2 separate regions of the Homo sapiens genome follow, and region 2 is linked to region 1. Evidence: read pairs that join two places in POLR2A ChIA-PET (ENCODE). Cell type or tissue: PC-9. All regions are shown on one strand. Links, peaks and the distances in the headings refer to the core of each region. The heading gives the core; the rest is flanking DNA.

What was found. Peaks named below come from ENCODE experiments on the same cell type or tissue, not always from the same donor. Only the 100,000 strongest peaks of a DNase experiment are listed, where the experiment ranks them.
Region 2: POLR2A ChIA-PET joins it to region 1 with 13 read pairs; 5 of 35 experiments call an interaction of 5 or more read pairs at or near these places.

Annotation. Positions count from the first base shown.
Region 1 is chr17:2,480,907-2,489,257 of GRCh38, reverse strand. All of the region lies in intron 2 of METTL16 (methyltransferase 16, RNA N6-adenosine), which reads left to right. Among named protein-coding and RNA genes, the nearest start is that of METTL16, 27 kb to the left of the region's middle. In PC-9, for the core only: no CTCF peak of the experiment used is centred there; a DNase peak (open chromatin) is centred at 3,537; H3K27ac peaks cover 1,444 bases.
Region 2 is chr17:2,650,761-2,659,111 of GRCh38, reverse strand. The region is part of intron 2 of PAFAH1B1 (platelet activating factor acetylhydrolase 1b regulatory subunit 1); the gene reads right to left. LOC124904127 (small nucleolar RNA U13) reads right to left here and starts at 3,433; the gene lies at 3,330-3,433. RefSeq lists an enhancer at 1-69. In PC-9, for the core only: no CTCF peak of the experiment used is centred there; a DNase peak (open chromatin) is centred at 8,121; H3K4me3 peaks cover 456 bases; H3K27ac peaks cover 1,053 bases.

The sequences.
Region 1 (8,351 bases), core at 327-8,326:
AGCCTGAAGGCCTGGCTTCAAGCTGCTTTATGCTTGTAATCACAACATTTTGGGAAGCTATTGCTTGAGGCCAGGAGTTCAAGATCAGCCTGGTCAATATAGTGAGACCCCTTCTCTACAAAAAATAAAAAAAAATAAAAAAAAAAGAATGAAAAGTTTAGCTTGATTGATCGAGGTACAATTTTTTATTTTGCCAGTAGGATTTTGGATTCTTTGGTTAACTTAGGGTTATCAGTAATGGTTGTTTCCATTGTTTCAGGATCTGTGTTTTTGTATATTACTATCTAATTGCTTATTTGACCCATGAGAGTGTTTAAAAAGTGGACATTTTCTTCAATAAGTCTTCTGTATCAGAGAGTTGAAAAGTGGGAAGGATGTCAGTACAGTACGCGAATAATAATTTAAGGCCACTTAATTTTTTTTATTGTTGTGAGAAACGCAACGTAGAATGTCCCATCTTAATCCAGTTTAAGTGTACAGTGTGTTAACCCTGTGCTTGTTGTTGTGCAGATTTCTAGAACCTTTTCATGAGTTAGACTACTTTAGATACCTTTACCTTAAAGTAGAATCATGCAGTATTTGTTGTTTTTGACTCGCTTATTTCACTTAGCTTGATATCCTCAAAGACTTATCCATGTTCTAGCACGTGACAGGATTTCCTTTTTTTTGTTTTTTTTAATTTGTTTTTTTGGTGGGTGGGGAACGGAGTCTTGCTCTGTTGCCCAGGCTGGAGTGCAGTGGCACTATCTCTGCTCACTGCAACCTATCCGCCTCCCGGGTTGAAGCGATTCTCCTGCCTCAGCCTCCCGAGTAGCTGGGATCATAAGCGCCCACCACCAAGCCTGGCTAATTTTTGTATTTCTAGTAGAGATGGGGTTTCACCATATTGGCCAGGCTGGTCTCAAACTCCTGACCTCAGGTGATCTGCCCACCTCAGCCTCCCAAAGTGTTGGGATTACAGGCGTGAGCCACTGCGCCGGGCTGGGATTTCCTTCTTTTTAAAGGCAGAATAGTATTCCATTTTGTGTATATACCACATTTGCTTTATCTGTTAATCTGTCAGTGGACCTTTAGGTTGCTTTCACCTCTTGGCTGTTGGGGTTAATGCTGCAGTAAATATGGGTGTGCAGATATCTTTTTGAGGTCCTGTTTTCAAATCTTTTGAGGTTTTTTTCATTTTTTAGAGTTGAAATTGTCTATATTTAAGGTGTACTGCATGATTTTTATTTTATTTTATTTATTTTATTTTATTTGAGACTGGGTCTTGCTCTGTTGCCTGGGCTGGAATACAGTGATGCGATCACAGCTCACTGTAGCCTTGACCTCCTGTGCTGAGTGATCCTCCTGCCTCAGCCTCCTGAGTAGCTAAGATTATAGGTGTCTGCCACCACATCTGGCTAATTTAAAATTTTTTTTTGTAGAGACAGGGTCTCTTTTTGTTGCCCAGGCTGGTCTTGAACTCCTGGGCTCAAGCAATCCTCCCGCCTCAGCCTCCCACAGTGCTGGGATTACAGGTGTGAGCTTCCACACTCTGCCCTCATTTAATCTTTAGCTGATTCCACAGTGGTTTCTAACTCTACCACTACCAAAGCAGCTCTTTAAAAGGTCTCCAGCAGCCTCATGTCACTGACTCTGATTTTCAGGGCTCCGTTGCCTTCTGAGCAGCAGGTCACTCTGCTGGTTGGTTTATCCTTCATGGATACCCTCTTGCCTTGGCCTCCTCAGCACCACACTGGAAAACTGGTTTTCCTTCTTCCACTCTGGTGTTCCTTTGTCTCCTTGTGGAACTTCCTCTGTAATGACTGTGCATACAGCTATTAAAGGAGTTTTCAAAGCTTGCGCCGCAGCTCTCTTTCCTTCGCACTTTATATTTTCTCCTTCATCGCTGTTATCCGTGCCAGGGCTTCACTTGTTTGTTTGCAAATCACTTACATGTTTATTTCTACACACCTCTTCTCTGGGCTCCATCTCCGCTTAAATGTCTCAGATGCAGCTCAGATTTATATTTCTCTTCAAAAACGGTTCTCTGCCAGAGTTACTAACTTCAGTTAGGGTGGCACCGCCTATCCTGTTGAGCAAGCTAGAACCTTGGGAGACTCATGTGAAACACAGCATCCCTTAGCTCACATATCATTTCGTTGCTAAATCTCACAGATGTTCTCTCCAAAATATCTCTAATTCCTTTCACTTTTCCCTATCTCTGCCATTGCTACCTTTATCTAGATATAGCCTTTTTTTTTTTTTTTTTTTTTTTGAGACAGGATCTCACTCTGTTGCCCAGGCTGGAGTGCAGTGGTACAATTTCGGCTCACTGCAGCCTCCACCTCCCAGGCTCAAGTGATCCTCCCACCTCAGTACCGCGCCCTACTCCCACTCCCCCGCCTAGAGTAGCTGGGAACACAGGTGCATGCCACCACACCACCACACTGACTAATTTTTGTATATTTTATAGAAATAGGGTTTCACCATGCTACCCAGGTTGGTCTCAAACTCCTGGACTCAAGCCATCCACCCACCTCAGCCACCCAAAGTGCTGGAATTACAGTTGTGAGCCACCACACCCAGCCTTTATCTAGCCTCTTAACGCAGGTATAGCAGTAGCTTCCTAATTAGAGCCTTTGCTTCCACTTTGTTCCAACTTTATTCTATACCATACCTAAATCCTTAACATAGAATATACTTTTATCAGCTGGGTGCAGTGGCTCACACCTGTAATCCCAGCACTTTGGGAGGTCGAGGCGGGCAGATCATGAGGTCAGGAGATTGAGACCATCCTGCCTGACACGGTGAAACCCCGTCTCTACTAAAAATACAAAAAATTAGCTGGGCATGGTGGTACATGCCTGTAGTCCCAGCTACTCGGGAGGCTGAGGCAGGAGAATTGCTTGAACCCGGGAGGCGTAAGTTGCAATGAGCCGAGATCTCGCCATTGCACTCCAGCCTGGGTGACAGAGCGAGACTCTGTCTCAAAAAAAAAAAAAGAGTAGTATCCTGGTGTGATTATTAATAGTTTTTCTTTCACTTTCAGAAAGTTTCAGACTGGACATGATAAAATTATATGGTCACTCTAATTATAATGCCCTACGTAATCTGGAACCTGCCTTCCTCCCCAGCTTCACCTTGAACTATATACGCTTACTTTGCTCTCTGCATTTGAGGCACAGTGACTGTCTCTTAGTACCTGGAATGCTCCAGAAGTTCTGCCTTAGGGTCTTTGTACTTGCGGTTTGCTTTACCTAGGACCCTAGAATGCCACGTTCCCTTCCCTTCGTTCCTTCCTTTGTGAATTTTTCTTCCATTGTCAGTTCTTAGCTTAGTTGTCTGTGCAGGGAAGCCTCCTCTGACCTTCCTAAGGCAGATCCACTAATTAGGGGGGGTCAGTAGTATCTTTTACCTGTCTTTTATAGCATCTGTCGCAGTTATAGTTTTACAGGTATTTAAGTGATTTCTGGATAATACCTATCCTCCGCCAGACCGTCCGCTTCAGAAAGGGAGGGATTGTCTGTGTTTGCTTACTGCAATATCCCTAGCATTTTGCGTAATACCTGGCACATAGTTGACACTTAATAACTATTTGTTGAATGAATAAAGGAATGCATGCCAGCTGTCACAGTTTCTTAAAAATTCTGACCTATTCTGTATACCTCAGTTGAACAAAGTAGTGCTCAAAATAAACATTTTTATATTTCACTTTTAAAAGTAGAGTAGCCAAGTACCCCAACTTTCTTTACAATTCTACTGTTTACAATTGAGTAGAGCAGTGGTCTCCAACCTTTTTGGCACCAGGGACCAGTTTCACGGATGACAATTTTTTCATGGACCTGTGGTGGGGGAGGGGTGATTTCGGGATGATTCAAGCGCATTACATTTATTGTACATTTATTACGTTGTATTATTTCATGTAATGAAATAATTATACAACTCACCATAGTGTAGAATCAGCTTGTTTTCCCGCAGCTTGTTTCCCCTCAGCTAGACGGTCCCATATGGGGGTGATGGGAGACAGTGACAGATCATCAGGCTTTAGATCCTCAAGGAGTGCTCAACCTAGATCCCTCGCATGCGGCGTTCCCAGGAGGGTTCACGCTCCTGTGAGAATCTAATGCTGCGCTGATCTGACAGGAGGCGGAGCTGAGGCAGTAATGTGAGCAATGGAAAGTGGCTGTAAATTCAGATGAAGCTTTGCTTGCCTCTCACCTCCTGCTGTGCGGCACAAGTCCTAACAGGCCAGGGACCAATATCAGTCCATGGCCCAGGGGTTGGGGACTCCTGTAATAGAGGGTGCGGCCCATTAGCCTGTGAATTGTATAAGGCTTGCAGTTATTATTTATTGCCCATATTAATCTTAAGAATCAGATCCATTTCATATGAAAACATGGATCACTGGTTTTGTTTGAAAGTATTAGAGAGCTGGCAAAACCGGGCTGGCAAATCCACACAACATTAACTACTTAGAGTGGTGGTCACCAGGCGCGGTGGCTCACACCTGTAATCCCAGCACTTTGGGAGGCCGAGGCAGGCAGTATGCCTGAGGTCAGGAGTTCAAGACCAGCCTGGCCAACATGGCGAAACCCCGTCTCTACTAAAAATACAAAATTAGCCGGGCATGGTGGTACATGTCTGTAGTCCTATCTACTCAGGAGGTTGAGGCAGAAGAGTCGCCTGAAGCCGGGAGGTGGAGGTTGCAGTGAGCTGATATTGCGCCATTGAACTCCAGGCTGGGCGACAAGAACGAAACTTCGTCTCAAAAAAAAAAAAAGAACAGAGTAGTGGTCATAACCTTTGAAATGGTCATTTGTGGCATCTGGCATAGTGCTACTAAAAGTGGTTATTGAACTGGCTGCTTAACCACAGACTATTTGTTACTGTCCACAGAGATAAGGACCTTGTGCCGTATGTTTAGGTTACCTCACATTTCTTTGGTTTAATTGACTTTTTAATGTGTTGTTTACATTCTGGCACAAGCTCTTTATCTTGTCAGGGACTGGCATTTTGAGTAGTACCAATAGCTATTCCTTATAAATATTTTGAAACCCCTGATTTTCACAATTACTTTGAAATGCCAGTGCAAAATAGCAATACTTTTGTTACTATTTACTGCCCTTAGATAATACTCTTTATCAAGCTTATTTTATAAGTAAGTTACTAAGTTTCTTTAATAGAGATTTTTCTGAAAACTTTTTTCTCCTCAAATTCCTTTTACCATGAAATTTTACGTTTGAGATATTAAGCCTTTGAACATAGACATGGGATATTTTTCCTTTTGTGTGTTTAGCAGTGAAATTTAGTTAATAGGTCAGGCTACCATTCTCGAGTTAAAGACACGAATGTGTTTGAATGCCTTAGCATGGTACTTAGATGTGAACTTCTTCGTCATATGTAAAACTTGACTTTCATTCCTATGTCATTGAAGGAAATGGAATTGGCCCATTTTTCTCACACACTTGACTGATTTCACAGGAATAAAATATTCTCGTTAGAAGTAAAACTGAAGTGCTTATAGATTTTATACCTTTTTATTGCTCATCATTTATCTTGTTGATCCTGAGTTTATACTGCTTTTAGTCGAGTAAGAAATACAAAGATAGTGCAAATCTTTTTTTTATGTGAAAATTGATTGAGGCCATTGCGTGCTATTGAGTAAAGCAGAAATGTGTTCGTGGTTGTTGCCCCTGGATTAACCCTCTTTTATTAGCCCCCATAAATGACAAAATTAATACATATCCAATTCTGATGTCTAAGAATAAACTTAATACCCCTTTAAATAGACTTAATGTATTTTAATGAGACTTTTAATTGCTAGCATATATTTATGCAATAAACTTCTGCTTCCACTGTCCTATAGAAGCTGTTCTTTAAAACCAACACCCACAGAAATGGAGTCAGTCACTTTTTAAAGTTATTATTCTCTTGACCTCCATCAGCATTTTATATTTTTAACCCATTCTACATAGTTGCTCATTTAATCCTTTTGATCCAAAAATTAAGGTTGTCTGTTGTGAAATAACTCCTATTTTCATTTTTATTTGTAGTTGTCTGGGATACTTTTGGTTAAGCTTTTATTTTCAACCTTTGGATCATTTTGTTTTAGCCGTAGTTTTTGTTTAAAACAGTTTATTGTAATTAGTTGGTTTTGTCTTTTGTAATCTAATCTGAGAGTATTATGAGTTTACTATTTACATTCATTTCACATTCATTTTATATCATGCTTTGTTCTTGCTGCTTTTTTTTTTTAACACTATATGATCTGATTTTCACCTACCTTTCCTTTACTGCCCCTGATTTTATTTGATTATATTATTTATCTTCATTCTTCTAGTGTTAATATTATTATTATTATTATTTTTGAGACAGGGTCCCACTCTGTCACCCAGGCTGGAGTGCAGTGATGGGATCTTGGCTCACTGCAGCCTTGATCTCCTGGGCTCAAGTGATCCTCCTGCCTCCTGCGTAGCGGGGACCGCAGGCTCACACAACCACCATACTCCACATCCAGCTAATTTTTGTACTATTTGTAGAGACGGGCTTTCGCCATGTTGCCCAGGCTGGTCTCAAGCTCCTGAGCTCAAGCAGTCCGCCCACCTCGGCCTCCCAAAGTGCTGAGATTACAGGTGTGAGCCATTGGGCCCAGCCAGTTTATCTTCCTAAATGTGTGCTTCTATCTCTGCTACTTAGTTTATCAGCCTTAAATGAAGTCTTTTGACCCTGTGTATAAAAGCTGAGGCACTCCCTCTCCATTTCCTGTTTCCTGTCCCGAATTTTGATTATGTGTATGTTGTCGTGGTTTGTAAACACTTACATTTTATTATGTAGCCACGGTTCACAGGTGTTTTCATCTTAGCTCTCTGGTTAAAATGGCTTAACTGCTCAGTGCCAGTTGTTTTGCTATACAGTAAGTCCTCAGTTAGTGTTGCCAGTAGATTCTTGGAAACTGCGACATGAATGAAATGATGTATAGCAGGTCCTCTAATAACGTCATTTCCTTATAAGTGATGAGAAAAAAATTGATTTTGTTACGTATGGTTTCGCTTAAAGTCAAAGAACCTATTGTCAATGTTAAGTGAAGACTTACTGTAGTTCCTTAATTTATCTCAATTGATTAACTTTTTCCATTAGGAATTTCTTCACAAAGAGCTCGTGAAAACTCTACTCCTTGAGTTCCTGTATACTCAAAATGTTTATCTGTTGTCATTATAATCAAAGTAAGTTTGGCTGAGCATAAAATTGTGTCACACTTTTTTTCCTCTAAGGGCTTTGTAGTCACTGTTCTTTTGTCTTTTACTATTGAATGGTGCTGTGTGGACATCTAAAAGCAGCCTCATGTACCCTACTGCGTCCCTAACCCCAAAATCAATTGTTTAGCTTACTTGCCTAGATATCTAAAGGATTTTTTTTTCTTGTAAGCCTTAAAGTCTGGTAATTTTTTTAGGTGTTGGTATTTCTAATTCTGTATCTTTTCCTGGGAACATAGTGAGCCTTCTATTTCTGGAAAGTTACCTTGAATCATGTCTTTGAATATTTCTTTATTCTAATCCTTTGGTTCTCTTATTCAGAATCCCCAGTTATCTGCAAGGGGGTCTTCATTATTAACCTCTCTTATGTTTACTACTTTTTCTTTACTTTTTAAAACTTCTTGCTCCTTTCCATTTCATTTGTTTATTGAGATATAGTTCATATACTATAAAATTCACTCTCATAACTTGGTGGTTTTTAGTATATTGACACGTGTACAACCATGGCCACTCTCTCCTTCCTGAATTTTGTTTAATTGTGCCTGCTTTTTTGGGTCTTGCTTGCTGTATCCCTTTCTCTTCTTCTCTGTATCGTTGAAGCATATAATACCAGTTTGTTTCATAATTAGGGGTATTAACTTTGGTCACTTCGTTAAGGGGGTATCTGTCAGATTTCTTCATTTTACTGTTATTTTATCCTTTCATAATCTGATAATTGATATCATTATCAAGGTAGTTGATAATTTGTGGGGAAGTACGTTGTGACTGTGTAAATATCCTGGGTTTTTTTTTTTTTTGTCATTGTTTCTTTTTTTTCTGAAACATGGTCTCACTCTGTCATCCGTACGGGAGTGCGGTGGCTTCATCTAGGCTCACTGCAACCTCTGCCCCTTCCAGGTCCAAGCAATTCTGCAAGCTCAGCCTCCTGAGTAGCTGGGACTAAAGGTGCATGTGCCACTATGCTTGGCTAATTTTTGTAATTTTTGATAGAGATGGAGTTGCACCATGTTGGCCAAGCTGGTCTTGAACTCCTGACCTCAAGTGATCCATCTGCCTTGGCCTCCCAAAGTGTTGGGATTACAGGTGTGAGCTGCCGTGCCCAGCCCAATATCCTGTTTT
Region 2 (8,351 bases), core at 248-8,247, 170 kb before region 1:
GCCCAGCTAATTTTTGTATTTTTAGTAGAGACGGGGTTTTGCCATGTTGGCCAGGGTGGTCTTGAATTCATGATCTCAAGTGATTCGTCCACCTTGGCCCAAAGTGCTGGGATTACAGGTGTGAGCCACTGTGTCCAGCCAAGACTTCCTAAACTTTTATGCTACAATACCCTACTGACTCTTCAGGGAAAGGGCAGCACAGATGTGATGAGTTCCTGGCCATAGGTCTTATACTTCTCCAACCTCACGTACCCTAAGAAATCTGTCTGACAAATTGATTGCCATTACCATCCTTCACCATCACATTCTAAGATAACTACTTCCAAAAGGTAGTTCAGGATTTAACTACTACCAGTCTTAGGACAAGTACAAGTTCAGCAAGAGGTTATAATGAGACCTTATCCATGGCAGAGACAAAGTGAAGAAGAATGTAATTCAGGCAATGCAGGGTGAGTGGACCTTTATCTTCCCCATCAAGCAAAAAGAACCCTGTACCCAGTATACTAGCCTGCTCGATTCCATTTCTTTTCATCAGACGGCTGGGTCTCAGATGACATCCTGATATACCCTCCAGCCCACAGTTGCAACAAAAGCCAAAAATGATCTACCAGTTAAGTATATCACACTGCACTTTTTAAAAAGCAAAACCAAATAAATAAACAAAAAATATGCATTACTGTTCATTCTCGTATTTCGATTAAATTTCTTGAGTAATGGAAACACAAAACAGAGGGCAGTCACTAAACAGTTGTTTTCAGCCTCCACCCTTATTTATCTGTGTTTCCCTCTTTACCCTTTTAACCTGTTAAGAAAAATAACATTACTGAAAACTAAAATACTTAAAGGTCTAAGAGAGAAAGGGGGTTGGGGGAGAGGGAGAGAGAATGTCACACTAACCCAGCTGAACTCCTAATTATGTTGTTTTAAAGTTACTATATTATTGACTGACACTTAGAAAAAAACTGCATGGCCTGCTACAGGCCAGAGGTCAGCTACGTTTCCAGAGAGGAGGAGATTTTGCCTTAGTTGTTCAGCATAATTTACAACTGTGAGATCCACTCAGGATATATTCCTATAAAAATATTTTGCATTATTTCAAAAACTCATAAGGCAAAGTCAGGTTGTACAATAGGAAAGATACACAATACAACTGTCATGTATTGAATAGTTTGAAACATTTATATTTTTAAAATGTAAAGCAAAATTTCACTATAAAACATGTAAAGAAAAAAGGAAAGAGGAAGAAGGGATGAGTGCTTGTTATTTCCAGTTTTATACCAAGGAATATAAAAGAAGGTTAAGTTATATATGGTCCCTTGCCTCCTAGGATCTTGTAAACCTATCTGAGGAGCAAAATAAAAGCTACTGAAGTCTATGAAATTTAATTCAAAGACGAGAGAAATGAGACTGAATGGAAGAATCTTTTTATAAAGGCGAGATGCGAGGACTTAAAGGAAATAGTAAGTATTACCTAGGCAGGGAGCTGAGCTGGACCAAGTGAATCAGAATGGTACATTATGGAGATCTCAATGTTTACCTAAAAACATCTGATCAAATTCAACATTCTTGGCCAGGCGTGGTAGCTCACGCCTGTAATCCCACCACTTTGGGAGACTGAGGTGGGTGGATCACTTGAGGTCAGGAGTTTGAGACCAGCCTGGCCAACATGGTGAAACCTCAGCTCTACTAAAAATACAATATTAGCCGGGCACGGCGGTGGACACCTGTAATCCCAGCTACTTGGGAGGCTGAGGCAGGAGAATCACTTGAACCTGGGAGGTGGAGTATTGCAGTGAGCCAAGATGGCGCCACTGCCTTACAGCCTGGGTGACACAGTGAGACTCTTGTCTCAAAAAACAGAAACAAATTCAACATTCTTGATTTTTAAACATTCCTCATTAACGGAAAGGTCTTCATTAAGAATGTTCATTAACATCAGGAAAAAAGAAATCTCTCAAACCTTCAACCAATAAATCTAATAGTTAATGGCAGAACACTAGAAACACTTGTGTCAAAGAACAAGGCAAAGATGCTATAATCATTCCTATTACTTAAAACTGCTCTAGTGAAGCTGAGGCAGGAGAATGGCGTGAACCTGAGAGGCGCAGCTTGCAGTGGGCCCAGGCTGCGCCACTGCACTCCAGCCTGGGCTACAGAGCGAGACTCTGTCTCAAAAAAAAAACTGCTCTAAATCAGGTGGCATTAAAATAATGAGAGAAATGGCTAGAAACAGAAACAGACTATGTAGGACATTCAAGGCAAGAAAAAGCAATTGAATGAAAACAGTAATTTTAAAAGACCTATTTATCAGAAGTGTCAGAAGTATACAGGCAGATTACATGAAACAGCAAACTAAACAAAGGAAGACCACTGTATAGTAAGTCAAGCCCTAAAAAACAATGAAGATCCCTTAAAATCAGGTCATATTCATAATAGGCATCCCCAGAATTATCTGATTAAATATAGCTTCCAATTGTTGATGGAGCAGTTTTTACTCTGCACTGAAGAGCAGGATATTCAATTATCTACAATACTGCTAATAATGTATTTATATTTTTAGAATTAGGATAGGTCAAGTCATAGTATATGGTAGTCATTCACTGCCACCTGATGAATCATTTACTTGTCCCGGGCCCCTTTCCTCACTCTTTGAAAAAAAAAAAAGATGAGGTCTTGCTCTGTCACCCAAGCTGGAGTGCTGTGGCACAATCATGGCTCACTGCATCCTCAAGCTCCTGGGCTCAATGGATCCTCCTGCTTCAGCCTCCTGAGTAGCTGGAACTACAGGCACATGCCACCATGATGGGTTAATTTTTTTTTAAAGTAGAGATAGGGTCTCAATATGTTGTCTAGACTGGTCCTTTTTTCCCTTTTAAATAGCTAATTGTGGCCAGGCGCAGTGGCTCACGCCTGTAATCCCAGCACTTTGGGAGGCTGAGGCGGGCAGATCACGAGGTTAGGAGTTCGAGACCAGCCTGGCCAACATAGTGAAACCCCGTCTCTACTAAAAATACAAAAAAAATTAGCCGGGCGTGGTGGCAGATGTCTGTAGTCTCAGTCACTTGGGAGGCTGAAGCAGGAGAATCACTTGAACCCAGGGGCGGAGGTTGCAGTGAGCCGAGATCGTGCCACTGCACTCCAGCCTGGGTGACAGATGGAGACTCAGTCTCAAAACAAACAAAACAAAACGAAAACCACCTAATTGCATCCCATCCTTCAGCTGACCTCCAACTCCACACAGAAAATAGAAGCTACTCAGCATATAACTTTCTCAATGTAGTTTCCTGTATTTGTGGCACTGCTTTCCTCTTCTATTTTTTTTTTTTTCACATCGGTCGGGTAATGTGACGACATTGTAACAAGGCTGGAGGGTGGTACATCTTACACATGTGTGTGAACACCCTGTCGTCACACGTAGCAACTACAAAAGAATCTCCCTTCCTCTTCTGTGATGTGTTTTCTCTTTCTTGAGACAGGGTCTTGCCATGTCACCTAGGCTGGAGGGCTGTGGCACAATCTCAGCTTATTGCAACCTCTGCCTCCGGAGTAGCTGGGATTACCAGGCATGTGCCACCACACCCAGCTAATTTTTATATTTTTAGTGGAGACATGTTTTCTCCATGTTGGTCAGGCTGATGTTGAATTCCTGACTTCAGGTGATCCACCTGCTTCGGCCTCCCAAGGTGCTGGGATTACAGAAGTGAGCCACTGTGCCTGGCCTACGATGTGTCTTCTCTTTCTAATACAATTCTCTAGAATACCCTCCATCTTTCAGTGAAATGCAATGTGATGTGGTATGTAAAAGGGCTTTGTATGAATTCTCCAGAAAGTCAACAATTTTGACCTTGATCATATCTTGATCATCTTTATAGATGCCTACATTTCACTCTTATAAACACACACACACACACACACACACACACACACATATATGTATATATATATTTTTTAAATGATCAGCAATTTCATTCTGGAAATCAAAAATTTCCAAAGAATAAAAAAATCTAACACAAGCTGGGCATGGTGGCTCACACCTGTAATCCCAGCACTTTGAAAGGCCAATGCGGGAGGATTGTTTGAGCCCCAGAGTTATGAGCTATGATCATGCCATTGCACTACTCCAGCCTGAACCCTGTCTCTTTTAAAAAAAAAAAAAAGAAGAAAAAAAAAAGCCACGCAGGGTGGCTCACACCTGTAATTCCAGCACTTCGAGAGGCTGAGGCAGGCAGACTGCTTGAGCCCAGGAGTTCAAGACCAGCCTGGGCAACATGGCAAAAATCTGTCTCTATAAAAAATAGAAAAATTAGCTAGGCATGGTGGCACACACCTGTAGTCCCAACAACTTGGGAGGCTGAGGTGAGAGGATGGTTTGAGCCCGGGAGGCGGAGGCTGCAGTGAACTGAGATTGAGCCACTGCACTCCAGCCTCGGTAACAGAGCCAGACACTATCTCAAAAAACAAACAAAAACTAACACAAACTGAGAATATTTTAATCCTCCTCTGAAGACTCAGAGGGCCTTTTTAATTTTTTACCTTAAGGCAATAATTAGAAACAACCGTCACTGCATAGAAAGTGAAAATATAGACAATATGATTATAGATTCCATCATTATCAAACTTTTAAAGTTGAAAAGACAGACCGAGTGGAGTGGCTCATGCCTGTAATCCCAACACTTTGAGAGGCTGAGGCGGGCGATCACCTGAGGTCAGTTTGAGACCAGCCTGGCCAACATGGTGAAACTAAAAATACAAAAATTAGCTGGGAGTGATGGTGCGTGCCTGTAATCCCAGCTATTCAGGAGGTTGAGGCAGGAGAATTGATTGAACCTGGGAGACAGGGGTTGCAGTGAGCCAAGACAGCACCATTGCACTTCAGCCTAGGCGATAAGAGCAAAACTGTCTTTAAAAAAAAAAAAAAAAAGGTTTAAAAGACAACAGGGACCTCAACATGTAAGCTGGATAGAAGCAGCATATTAAATAGTTTATATTTAAATGTATAGTGACTGGCCGGGCATGGTGGCTCACGCCTGTAATCCCAGCACTTTTGGAGGCCGAGGCGGGTGTATCACCAGGTCAGGAGATTGAGACCATCCTGGCTAACATGGTGAAACCTGTTCCTACTAAAAATAGAAAAAATTAACCGGGCATGGTGGCACGCGCCTGTAATCCCAGCTACTTGGGAGGCTGAGGCAGGAGAATCACGTGAACCCAGGAGGTGGAGGTTGCAGTAAGCCGAGATTGCGCCACTGTACTCCAGCCTGGGCAACAGAGTATAAGACTCGGTTTCAAAAATAATAATAAATTTAAAAAATAAAAATAAAAAATGTATAGTTACTTTGACAATCAATGAAAATATATAGCTGTTTTTATAAATATAACCATCTGAAATTTAGATTATAGTTATAGTCTTATTTCAACCTTACTATCCAAATTCATTCGTGTACTTTGTTTTTGTTGCCCTATATTAACAAAATTCAAATTCACACAGGTAAACAGTGCAAACAGTCCCTGGATTTAAACAGCTCAACTTGCAGTCTCAGAGTATTCTTCAATTAAACTGAGCCAGAAGATTTAAAAAGGAGTGGAAAATACCTGTTTGAAAGCTGAGTCACTAACAAGATCTAAAAATTACTTTCATGCCTTATTATAGATCACAAAGTCAGGCAAAAAGTACCCAAATCTTTTTTTTTTTTAATACTTTTAAGTTCTAGGGTACATGTGCACAACGTGCAGGTTTGTTACATATGTATACATGTGCCATGTTGGTGTGCTGCACCCATTAACTCGTCATTTACATTAGGTATATCTCCTAATGCTATCCCTCCCCTCTCCCCTCACCTCACGACAGGCCCTGGTGTGTGATGTTCCCCTTCCTGTGTCCAGCTGTTCTCATTGTTCAATTCCCACCTATGAGTGAGAACATGTGGTGTTTGGTTTTTTGTCCCTGCAATAGTTTGCTGAGAATGATGGTTTCCAGCTTCATCCATGTCCCTATAAAGGGCACAAACTCATCCTTTTTTATGGCTGCATAGTATTCCACGATGTATATGTACCACATTTTCTTAATCCAGTCTATCGTTGTTGGACATCTGGGTTGGTTCCAAGTCTTTGCTATTGTGAACAGTGCCACAATAAACATATGTGTGCATGTGTCTTTATAGCAGCATGATTTATAATCCTTTGGGTATATATACCCAGTAATGGGATGGCTGGGTCAAATGATATTTCCAGTTCTAGATCCCTGAGGAATCGCCACACTGACTTCCATAACGGTTGAACTAGTTTACAGTCCCACCAACAGTGCAAAAGTGTTCCTATTTCTCCAAATCCTCTCCAGCACCTGTTGTTTCCTGACAAAAAGTACCCAATCTTAAACTAAGCCCTAGAACTATTTGGCATCTAACGCCACTACATGAACATGTGCAGCTATAGTACATTCCCATGTACAACGTGAAGTGCGCGGGCAGGTGCAGACCTTCAGTGTATTTCACACAGGCCAGGGAAAAACCGCTTTCCAATCAATGCCAAATATATATGATGTTCAAACAGATTCACAGGAGAAACCTCAGGACCTCAACTAACTGCAAAAGTCAGTTTTTTAAAGCAATAAAGTAAACAACAACAAAAATGCTTAAAAATATATCACAGTCATGAAAACACATGGAGAAATGTTTTTGGTTTTTGTTTTGTTTTGTTTGAGACGGAGTCTCGCTCTGCCGCCCAGGCTGGAGTGCAGTGGCGCGATCTTGGCTCACTGCAAGCTCCGCCTCCCGGGTTCACGCCATTCTCCTGCCTCAGCCTCCCGAGTAGCTGGGACTACAGGCACCCGCCACCACGCCCGGCCAATTTTTTTTTTTGTATTTTTAGTAGAGACGGGGTTTCACCGTGTTAGCCAGGATGGTCTCGATCTCCTGACCTCGTGATTTGCCCGCCTTGGCCTCCCAAAGTGTGGGATTACAGGCGTGAGCCACTGTGTCTGGCCTAGAAATGTTAAGTACATATTGTTAAGTCAAAGCAGCCAATCTGAAAAGGATACAAGCTATATAATTGTAATTTTCTGGAAAAGACAAAACTATGGTTAACAGTAAAAATATGAGGGGTTTAGGGAGGCAGGGAAGGATGAATAGGGGGAGGCTGAGATTTTTAGGGCAGTGAATTTATTCTGTATGACTGATGGATATATAACATTAGGCATTTGTCAAAACCAACAGAATATACAACAAAAAGAGTAAACCCTAATGTCAACTATGGACTTCAGTAATAATGTGTCAATGTTGGCTCATCAATTATAATAAATACACCACATAAATGTGAGATGTTAACAGTAGGGGAAACTGGGGAAAGGCAAAAAGGCATATGGCACCCTCTACCAAGTCACTCACTCCATTCCCAAATCAAAATTACTACGGAAAACACTTAAGGCTTTTTGGGAAAATAATTTAAGAGAAGCAAGGAGGTTTACAAAACAAAAAATTTAGGAGAATTTATTACCTCATATTGAAATGTATTTTTCTTTTTTTTTTTTTTGAGATGGAGTCTCACTCTGTTACCCAAGTTGGAGTGCAGTGGTGCAAGCTCGGCTCACTGCAGCCTCTACCTCCCAGGCTCAAGAGGTTCTCCTGCCTCAGCCTCCCAAAGTAGCTGGGATTTCAGGCAGGCACCACCATGCCCAGCTAATTTTTTTTTTTTTTTTTTTTTGTAGAGACGGGGTTTTGCCATGTTGGCCAGTCTGGTCTTGAACCCCTGACCTCAGGTGTTCCGCCTGCCTCAGTCTCCCAAAATGCTAGGATTACATACGTGAGCCACCGCACCCGGCCAAAATGTATTATTAATGTAAAGCTACAATAATCAAAAGAATGTTCTTCTGACTCCTGAAAGCACAGCAAGTCCAAAAACCAATGCAAGGTTTTATAAGAAGGTGTTTTCAGATCAATAAGGAAAGGGCTATTCAATAAATGTTTCGGCATGTGGATAATGACTCAGAAAAAGCACTTCGATCCCTTTCTTGCATAATCAACAAACATAAATTCCAGATGGCTTAGACATTACTATAAAAAGAAATGAAAACAAAAAGGTCTTAAGAAAGTAAAAGTGAATACTTATGTAGTCATGATTAGCGAAGGTCTTCCCAAATATGAATCTAAAGGTAGTATCAAGGAAAAGACAGTTTTCACTCTGTGACACTTCTCTGCAACACATGACCATGGGTGACTCAGTACCCTAAAGTCCTCTTAGGAATCGACAAGAAAAATGTAAACACTACAACAGAAAACACAACAAAACAAAAACGTAGCAACACCCCGAACAGGCACTTCACAGAGGAAGAGAATGGCATTATACACACACAAAAA